Regions from separate parts of the Mus musculus genome. Here region 1 is linked to region 2. The links are chromatin loops, found by intact Hi-C in ENCODE. Cell type or tissue: gastrocnemius. All regions are shown on one strand. Links, peaks and the distances in the headings refer to the core of each region. The heading gives the core; the rest is flanking DNA.

Region 1 (5,378 bases), core at 69-5,068, 610 kb before region 2:
TCCCACTGAGGAGGGCTCAGCTACCACGACCAACTCCCATCCCATGACCCACACGTCATCTTTTGCTTTGCTTTTTAATTGTTTTTGCTTTGTTATTTGACATAGGATCTTTCTACGTAGCCTTGGCTGTCCCAGACCTTGCTCTGTAGATCAGGCTTCAAACTCACAGAGTTCCATTTGCCTCTGCCTCCCAAGTGCTGGGATTAGAGGTGTGTGCCACCAGGCCCATCCCAAAGCCACCGTTTCTTAACACCTCCCATTGAGGGGTGGGTAGAAATTAGGGGCCACTGACATCTGATCCACAACAGGCTGTTCTGCCCAAGGGAAGAGTGGCTTTTACAAAAAGTTTGGATTTGTTTATGAAGTGGCTCAGCCTTGCCTGCGCCTCCAAGAACCGTAAGCTCAGCTTGCTCTCAGTTGCCTCTCTTGCCTCAGGGCTTGCAGTTGCCTCAGGGCTTGCATAGTGGCCCCATATTTTTATCTTGAGAACTCCTGCTTCTCCCCAAATAACTGTTCTAGTTAGGTTTATTCATCAATTTTACACAGTCTAGAGTCACCTAAGATGAACATCTCTAGTTTTAGGTCAGCTTAACACAGCAACATCAGAAAGGAGGGAACCTCAGTTGGGAAAATACCTTCCATGAGATCCAGCTGTAGGGCATTTTTTAAATTAGTGATTGATTCAGGGAGGGCCCAGCTCATTGTGGGTGGTGCCATCCTTAGGCTAGTGGTCCTGGGTTCTATAAGAAAGAAGGTTGTGCAAGCCATGGGAAGCAAGCGAGTAAGCAGCGCCCCTCCATGGCGTCTGCATCAGCTCCTGCCTCCAGGTTTCATCCTATTTGACTTCCTGCCTTGACTTCCTTCAGTAATGAACTCTTGTGTGAAAAATATTGAAGAAGCCAAATAAACTCTTTCTTCCCCAACTTGCTTTTGGTTATCATGTTTCACCATATAGTTCTAGTAGCCCAAGGACAGCCTCTTTTGAGTCTGTGTTGGAGCAAGCAGAGAAGGAGAGAATGCAGTGGAGCACTGGCCGTCGGCAGGGTGTCTCAGGTTACTCACTCCTCCCTTGGCAGGGAGAGGCACAGCTTTCTGTTAGAGCTGGTATGCATTGACTCATTTGTAACTTCCTCTGGGTTCTTCCTAACTTACAAAGCACAGACTTTCCTTTCTTTGCTCTTCCAAGATTTCCACCAACAGCAGAAGTTTATCTAGCACAGGGAGGTTCCGGGAACTCAGTGAGGCTAGGGATGGTGCCTTGGTGCACACTATTATTCTATTATTGAGTTCCCACACTCAATATACCTGAAGGAATCTAAGGCTGACTTCATTACTAATAGAACTAGAAAGAATGGACAATCACACAAGACAAATCTTTCCTGTGACGTATAAACTTGTGCTTTGATGTCGAAGCTGTTTTAGAGGAAAGATCACATGGTTAAAGAGCTAAGTTCCAGGTTTGGATGATACTGATAGAAAACACAGGTAAGTCTGAATGAACCCCAATAGGAAGAACCTGCATTCTCCTGCCCTATAACACACCCCAAGACTACAGTCTCCTTCAAGTTCCCCAAAGGCAGGCTGGCCTCAAGTGATGGAGTGACGGACAACTATGAGAACGTCAGAAGGCTCTGGGGAAGCCTTAGATCCATCTTAGGGCAAAGACACTGCCCCCCAGGTCCTGTTTCCTGGAAAGGCAGAATGAGGCTGAGAGAGGCCTGTGGTAAGGGTGGGGAAGGTGTGTGTGTGTACATTGGCATTTGTTCCTGTTTAAAAGGACTGAGTGAGCAGCTGGGTGAGGTTTAGACTCCCGAGGAGTGAAACACAAACAACACATCTTGGCAGTCTGAGCCAGAGGCTGTGTCTTAGTTAGGATCTCATTGTTGTAAAGAGACACCATGACCATGGCAACTCTTACAAAGGAAAAGATTTAACTGGGTCTGGGTTACAGTTTCTGAGGTTTAGTCCACTGTCATCATGGTGAGCCGTGTGGTGGCATGCAGGCAGATGTGGTGCTAGAAAGGGAACTGAGAATTCTGCAATGTGATCTGCAAGAAGCAGGAGGAGAGTGAGACAAACTGGCCAGGCTTGAGCTTCTTTGACCCTAAGGCCCACCCCCACAGGGATGCACTTCTCCAACAAGGCCACACCTACTCCAACATGTGCCACTCTCCTAATAGTGCCACTCTCTATGGCCAAGCATTCAAACACCAGAGTCTATGGGGACCGTTCCTATTCAAACCACCACAGGCTGTGAATATGGAATCCTAGAGTAGCCGCTGTATTTTGTTGGATATGTCTGGGCCCTAAACCAATGAGCAGGCATCATTACTGGGTTGCCCATGGGAGACAACATCTGAATGTAGGTGGCTCTCCTTACCTTGGATTATTTGTTTTCTCAGGATTGTGAGATCCACCCTTTATTTTTACCCTCTTCTCCCAGGATTTCTGTTAAGGGCAAGGACGATGGGTGGTTAACAGTGGATCCTTTCCCATCTTTTCTGGCCTCATGATCCAGCCTCTGTGCCCAATAGTCTGAGCTGACAGATGATCATCTGATGGCAAAGGCCATGGTTTCTGCTCCAGGTTCAGTGTCCCTTGGTGATGGACAATTGCTTGGAATTGGAAGCTGATGTCCCCTAAGCTGGTGTTTATCACAGCAACATGAAAGCAACCATCAGTCACTTATAGAGGCCCAAGTATAGGAGCTTTTTCTTCCTATTCTTCAGATATGTCCATCCCTGTGATAGGTTAAAAGTTGAAGACAGCTATGTTGAGGGAAGCTGTCTGGGATGGAGGGGAAATGGTTTCCCTTTGGCCAAATATCCTGTCATTCATCTGGTATATCTCAGGATCCTGTCATTCACCTGGTACATCTCAGGTACCCTCATTCTCTTGCCCTCATCTGTCTGCAAGATTCAAGCCTTGCACTAACTTGGCCATGAATACTAATTCTGACATGGCTCTGATAGGAAGCTGATGGCCAAGCTGACTCTCCGGGTCTTTGCTCCTGCTATCTTCTGGACATGAATGAGCATCACGCCACAGGATGTGGGATCCTGACTTCTATAGAGTAATGGGACATTTGATGTAACTCGGAAATTGGTCAACAAGACTGAAGATGGGTAAATTAATTCTCTCTCTAGTCTTCTCTTGGAGGAACAGTCTTAACATACATTTTCCTTCTCCACAGTCTGGCCAGAGATGACCTGTGCCACTAAGCTGGTGTATTCACCAATAACAAAGCTGCATCTGTCTCCTTGAGACTTTTTGGGCAATAGACAGCACAATGAGGCATCGAGGTGTAGTCATTCCCTCCCTTTCCTGACTACCCCTCCTCTTTCACCAGCACACTCTTATGTTCCTAAGCGTTGGCTCCCCATGTGTTAGAGGAACCCAGAGTAGGCATCATGAGCATGGACTTCAGTATCCAGAGTGAAGTTTTATCTGAGTTCTTCCTCAAGACTTCTGTCCTATACCTTTCAGCTTTAAGAGAAGATGACTCATTCATCAGGCTAGGAAGCAGGCCCCCAGAGCTCTGCATGGGGCTTTAATATCAGTATCTTCACAGTAAGATTGTATGGGATAGAGAATCCAGCAGCAGACAACCATAATGATACCTAGCTACAACCTTTCGTCCAGTGCTTACCCAGTGCTGGTTTGGTAGCCTCACTTCTCCTTCATCTGCACACTGGAAGGCGTGCTCTCAGTCTTCACAGGGCATCGTGTCAACAAGATCCAAATCCCTTTGGGCGGGCGAGCTTTGTGTTTTTCCATCCTAATATGCTAAATGGTGACTCAGTCCCCCGGGGATCTCAAATCCCTGCCGTGAATTAGTGTATTAGACAATTATGGCCATAACTTTCCATTCTAATCACTCTGGATGCGTTCCTTTGCTCTAATGTGACTGCCAAGTTCCTGCAAGATCCTTCACAGATGAGTTCCAGGCAGCTGAGTATTTTTGTCAACAGGCAGAAATAAAAATCGGAACTTGGAGCCTACCTACCGGGTTAGGGGACCGCCAAGAGTGAGACATCTCATGACACTGCCCCTCCTTAGCTAGTTGGTTAGCCATCTACTGACCTCTGGCTGTGGAGACATCTCATAGTGAAAAGCCATGGGGTTACTAGAGGCATATATTTTGGATCCCTTTCAATTGGCTTGTGAACAACCATGACATAACCTAAGATTTTATGAGCTCATGAATCTTGAAAACCCAATGCATGCTTTTGGAGTTTAGAAAATGTCCCTAAGTTCTTCTGCAGATGTTATAGTGAAAACATGAAGAAGAGCCATCTGTAACAAAGGTCTGGAGTCTGCACTCCAGGTCTCTGCAAGTGTATGAAAGAAGTGGCTTTATTTGAGGAAGGAAGAGTCCATGACTTTAGTCTCCTTAGGCTTGGTTGGAACAGGTCTTCAATGTTCAGAGAAAGATGGAAAAGGTCTTTGATCAGAGCAAGTGACCCACAGTACCCAATTCACCTGAAAAACAAATCTCAAGCAGTCAGTTTGGCCATCAGAGGAGTTCTGTGGGAACCAGGCCCTCTGAAGAGAGCTTGGGGCATCTCCTGAAGCAATTGCCTCTGAGAAGAACTTACTAGAACAGCAGGAAGTAAATGGGGTGAAATCCCAGCATGTCTGAGATTTAAACCCCAGTTTCTACATGGAAAAGCTTCTCAGAAGCAGGCTGAGCTCTAAGGCCCCACTGCCCAAGCCCTGGGTCTCTTTCTTCATCCTCTGCTAACTCTAATGCCAATCTCTTCTCTGGGTTGTTTGGCTACCTACCCTTGTCTGGTCTCTAAAGGATACAGAATAGATTTAGAGCCTTGTGGACAGAACAGTCCCCATGCAGGGGCTTCTAGAATCAAAAGACTCTTAGGTTCCAGAGTCTAGATTCTTCTGGAAGAAGAATCCCCTTCCTCCATCTGGAGTACCACTTCTTTGCACAATGGATGAACATAAGAAAGCCACATCTTTATTTCTAGGGACAACCAAGGCTATAGCACACTGATGCAATGGAATCGAAGACTTTTTATTAAAGGGTTCTTTGGGGACCACAGACTTGTAAACAGAGACATGTCTTCAACATTTTCTTGGTCGTATCTTTGGTGCCAGGGTGTCTGCCTGCTGTTTTGTCGGGAGCTGCGTCCAGAATTAACTACAGATTACTCAGCCGGGTCTGGTTTCTCTGTCTTGGTAGACAGCAGGACTATGGGTTGATGGTCCCCACAGGCCTTCTAAATGCAGACACAGCATCTCCTCAGCCCCTGTCTCCAGCTTTGCTCTACTCTGTATGCACTTTTAATAGCTGGGCCAGGCCATTCCTTCAGAGGAGCTTGGGTAAGTCCCAGAAAGCAAGGAACAAAACAGCATTTTTT
Region 2 (5,378 bases), core at 250-5,249:
AGACACTTTCTAGACACTCGAGAACTGCTCAACCAATAGAAAAGTAAACAGGTATATTTTTACCTAATTGTTTAGATCTACTTATTTTTACTTTGTGTGCATGAGTGTTTTGCCTGTATTTATGCATATGCACCATTTGTATGCCTGGAACCCACAGAAGTCAGAAGACCACATCAGATCCCCTGGAAGATGGTGGTTGTGAGCCACTATGTAGTGCTGGGTCCTCTGGAACAGGAGCCAGTGTTCTTAACCACTGGGCAATCTCTCTAGCCCAAACTTGAATATTTTTAAATATTTCAGAAACAGAAAGTTTTAAATTACTATTAACGATATTCTTTTAATTGTTACAAGTTAATTTCCATGCTTTCCACCTCCATTCCATCCATACACTGGACTCTATACTTAATGGGAACTAGGACTATGTCTGTTTTTGCTGACAAGCACTGTCAGCCATCATTGATAGGATCTGTCAGGGACTCAACACCTGGGAAATTAATGAACACTCAGATCTGTACACCGGCAAATGAATGAATGAATAATTTTTACACTTGAACCGGTTTAAAGTGAACTGTGATACTTTTAATACTTCCAATATTGTGATAAATGATCTGGGTGGAAAGTGCATATGCAGTCCTCAGGGATACCTTTCCCTTCTCCATTAACCTTTAGCTGTCAGCAGCTCTTCCCGCTGCCCTGCATCTCAAGAAGCAGTTGAACATTGCTGCCATCTTTTGACCAAAGACAGTGCCACAGGTACTAAAAGCCACGGCTAGAATATGGGATTCTCACGGCTGCCTCGGAGTGCTACGAAAATCTCACCACTGAGGTCAATCCTTGCCTAAAACCCCAAAAAGATGCTGCCCGCTCGGAGGCAAACAGTGCCCGTGCTCCGTGCCTGGCTCTTCTCTTCACTTGTTGGTTTGTGGGGTTATCGGCCTAGCCCTCTACGTCTGCATCCCAATGCCATGGTATATAGCCTCGAATGTGTGAACAACTGTGTTCTAGCAGAATATCTGGAGTATGGTCACTCAGAAGATCCTGGATGCTGTTGCAACAAACTCCCTTCTCCAAAAAAAACCACGCATCCTGCTCAGTGGTGAGTTTAAGGAATCCACCATGCACCAGCGCAAGATGTCTGCCCTGCCCTCCTTCCTACTTGCATTCTCTCCTCTTTTTCTTTTCTAGCTCCTTCCTTAGCTACCTTTCTTACTCTCAGCCCCATTCTCTGCCCTCTTGCCTGCGCTCTCCCCTTCCTTTAAAGTCTACCCAAACTACTTTGGAGGGGGTGCTGCCAGAATCCTGTCCAATAAAAGTATAAACCTCTGGTTGCAAAGAAACCAGAATTTACATTTGGGATCTCCCACCACACCCGGTAAATGTATTAAAGGCCCTTCTGAAATAAAATATTGGGAGAGTCTTTGTACGTAGTCTGTGTAACTATGTTAAGAAAATTACGACAGATTCTCAGAGGGCTAAAATATTGATTTGGGATGAGATGGTTCGGTGGGTAAAGACACTTGTTGCCAAACCTGAAGGCCAAGATTAGATCCTTGGAACCTACATGGTAGAAGGAAAAAACTGGTTCCTGCAAGTTGTGCTCTGACTCCTACACAAATGGCACATGTGTATACATGCATCCACTCCCACACATACACAGAGATGCACATGCATGGTAAATGTTAAAAAATAATTATTTTTAAATAAATATTTGAAAATTATATTCCTTTACACAAAGGAAACTTGCAAATTTGAAAATCTACCTGTGTTACCAGGGAGTCTTTGCATATTTCGGAATAAAAGACTGTAACTTCCCAGCATCCCAAGAAATTTGACATCTTCCAACAACCATAGAGATGAGACACATTGAAATGGTCTCGTGAGGATAGTCTAGGTCTAAAGATCATATGGGCAGGCAAGTGATGTGTAGACCTGTTAAAGCCATAACTAATCCTTACCTTCTCCGAGAGATGTTTCTAGCAGAGCCTGTTTTCAGAGAAGTGAAAGTATTGGATAATCTAAGAAAACAAAGCTGTAGAGATAAGAGGTTTGTCACTTTCTGGTCAAAACAAGAAATCCATTTGTAGCCATGGTGACCATCTTGTCCCATGTATGGGCCTGTGTGTTGACAAATATCTCCTCTCTTGAAGGAGAATTTTCTCTCAATTAGGCAGGTTGTCATTTCTCTGACATAGATCGAACGATTCTAATTGTCCAAATTTAAATTTTACTTTTGAACTTATGATTCTGTTAGTCATGTTCAAGGGAAAAAAATCATGTTTTAAGCAGCAAGCTTCCATCGTGACGAAGAAAACAAAACAAAGCATCAATTTCTCTGATTTTATATTCAGAAGCTACACCAATGTAGTCTCATTTACTGAAAATACTGCCCTTCGGAGCCTTCACGGAGGCATTTGGAAAACTCAGCTGGTGCCTTCGCCGCTTCCTGTGGGTGGCATAGTTCACCAGAGATAGGGCAGCTTTGTGCAAAGGTTTATTCAATCTGGGCCAAATAGCGCTCAAAGTACCGAGCAGCACACACCCTCTGTAGTTCTCCTGCCCACTTCATGAAACAAGACACCCACCAGCAATTTTCTGTGCTGACAGACTGGGGACAAAACCCCTGAGCAGAGGAGAAATGGAAACCTGGCCGGCTTAGGCTGGTCACTTGGGAGACTAACGTTGGACACGGAGCACCTGCCTGATATCACCTAGCTATTTCAAAATCTTTCCACGGTGTGCTGTTCACATGGGACTCTGTGTGGAAGACAATGGCCCATTCTTTTCTCTCAAGTTTAGCTTTCCAGGAGGCCCCCTCTCTGGAGAGCGCTGGGTCCTTGTGGTGCCTGGGGTTCGAGAAATGGGAACTCACTGCTGAAGGCTCCTGTGTCTCAGATGGAGAACAATGGTTCTTGGGCCGGAATGCCTGGCAAACGTCTGTGTCTCTTTACTTTGTGAAGCATCTGGTGTCTCTTTATCTATCACATAGGTTCCACCTGCTGACCCAGTTAGACTCCCAGCAGCCCACTGAAGGAGAAACTACTGAGGTCACAATCCCACTGCTAGAGATGGTGATGTAGTCTCTTGGATTTGGCTTCTTCTGAGTCAGGGTTGTTAATCCTCCTTGGGTGATTTTTAACATGCAGCCAGGATGAAGAACTTCTGTGTCAGCACAAGGAGACATTAATGGATTAGGGAAGGTGATTTATTGATGTGAAATATTAAAACAAGTTGAAGAGCTATGGGATGTCTACTGAATTTTATCAGGTGCTTGAAACATTTTGGAATAACTTTATTTACATTAAAAACGATTTTGTGAGAGAGGCTGAAGACATACAGAGGCTCACCTGCCCCCTTTCGATGCAGTGCAAGGAGGGGAAGATGTCCAGAGACACCCCCACTATACCACAATAGCGCACGGGTGGGCTGTAGACATCTAGAGGCCCACTTGCCTCCGCAAGTGGGTAGAGGAGATCATCCAGTGGTCCACCAGCCACGTGGCCCGCCCTCAGTGGGAGCCACGGCAATTTGTAAGGATGTGATGGACAGACAGGAGAGAAAGAAAAGCTGAACAGCTTGAACGTAATGAAGAGAAATGGAACTGGAGACACAAGGATGGAAAGGAGTAGCTCCTTGTGAGTAGCCGGCCCAACACGTGAGGCCATGGTGAATTCCAGCCCGTGCTGCTACTCAGGGCCATGTATGAGTCCGTGACCATGTAGCAGCAGGGGTCAGGTATCAATGTTTGTGGCTCTTATTGCCACTAGTGACCATAGGGATGCCCTGGCCTGGACAGCTGACTGGGGTTACATAAATGTCCAAGGGCTGTGTAGAACTGGCCCTGCCCCTCACTGACTATGGCACACTGGAGAGCTGGCCCCACCTCTCACCAGCGGCAACACTGGGAGAGTGGACCCTGTGTCTCACCTGGGCCACAGAGAGGAGCTGGCCCTGGTTGTTTGAGGGTGGACGAGCCAGCCCAATGGGGGAGGGGGAGGGGGAGGAGGGAGGGGGAATAGAAACCCACCACTCACCTATTGCAGCACTTGGGAGAGTGGGCCCTGTATCTCAACTGGGTAGCACTGACTCTGGCAGTGCGAGTGTGGGGGTGAGCATGCCTAAGGGCAGGAGAACCGACCTTGCCTCCTGCCGGAGGCGGCATTGAGCGGGCTAGCCTGAGCAATGCTGTAGAGCTTGCCCTCGTGTTGCCGATGCAGGAGAACCAGCTGGCTGACCAGGTCAGCTACCATCCAGGCCCAGATCCAGAGCTTTGAGTTCTCCCATCCCAAAATTTACATCATCTGTGAACTGTTGGAGCATGTGAAAGTGCCAGTCCTGCTGAAGCAAAGCTGCAGGATCTCCAATGACCCAGGACAACAACATGATAGCCGGAAAGAGTCCTGGTGAGGATCCAATATTGATGATGTCACAGAAGCCAGAGGGAGGCCTCGAACCAGACCAATGGCTCACTGAAATAAACACTTGCAAATGAAGAACTGTGGACAGAGGGGTATACTGTGGGACACACTGGGACACAACTGCTACAGCAAATACTGTCTATGCTTTGTCTTGTTTGTTTTTGTTTGATTTTTATTTTCTTGTGCAGGGGAGGTTGCAAGGGTGAAGGGTAGATATGAGGGAACAGGGAGGTGAGAGAGACCTGGGCACAAATGTGAAGCTCGCAAAGCAATACAAAATTGAAAAAAAACTTAAAATTTTTTTAAAAATGATTTTGAGTTTTATATCAGATTATTGAGCTCTCGTCTACAGTAGAAACAGAGATGGATGGTGGTCACCATTTTAATTATAGACAGCTATTAACAAGTAGGAAAAGTAGCAAGTCTACATATTTATCAGGTATCTGTGCAGGCTCTCCTTCCTCAGGGGCCAGCCTGTAATGGGATACTCCCAGCATTCATAGCAAAGGGGGATGCTGAGCTCACAATGCCCATCTCCTGTAATCAGCCAAGACAGAATTCCAGTGGAGGGACTGGGACGCCAACCCAGCGACAAAACCTTCGACTTACAATTTGTCCTGACTACAAGATATGCCAGGGTAAATGTGACACAGACATTGTGGGAGTGGCCAACCAAAGACTGAGACTCACAGCATGAGAGGGAGCGTGTGCCTGACACTGCCCAGAGGACCGGGCCCCACAGGCTGGAAAGCCCAGAGACCTAGGACAGAACCAAACACGACTGGCAGTAATAATAATAATAATAATAATAAATTAGTAGGAGGGGGAGTTGTCAATGAAATGATTTTTCATGTTATTCTGCTGTACTTAGAGATTGGTGCCTAACTCAATTGTCATCGGAAAGACTTCATCCAACAGCTGGTGGAAACAGAAGCAAAACCCACAGCCAAACAACAGGCAGAG

Evidence for each region. A loop is a pair of places that touch in the nucleus more often than their neighbours do. Peaks named below come from ENCODE experiments on the same cell type or tissue, not always from the same donor. Only the 100,000 strongest peaks of a DNase experiment are listed, where the experiment ranks them.
Region 1: a loop joins it to region 2, with 6 times the contacts of the local background. A loop is called at or near these places in 38 of 42 quality-filtered maps.

Annotation. Positions count from the first base shown.
Region 1 is chr14:47,752,706-47,758,083 of GRCm38, forward strand. It overlaps 4930538L07Rik (RIKEN cDNA 4930538L07 gene), which reads right to left and starts at 4,793. Exons shown (of 2, transcript NR_166788.1): 1 at 4,599-4,793; 2 at 4,339-4,482. In gastrocnemius, for the core only: no CTCF peak of the experiment used is centred there; no DNase peak of the experiment used is centred there; H3K27ac peaks cover 2,272 bases.
Region 2 is chr14:48,358,249-48,363,626 of GRCm38, forward strand. No RefSeq gene overlaps it. Among named protein-coding and RNA genes, the nearest start is that of Tmem260, 85 kb to the right of the region's middle. In gastrocnemius, for the core only: a CTCF peak has its summit at 729 (motif pointing left); a DNase peak (open chromatin) is centred at 745.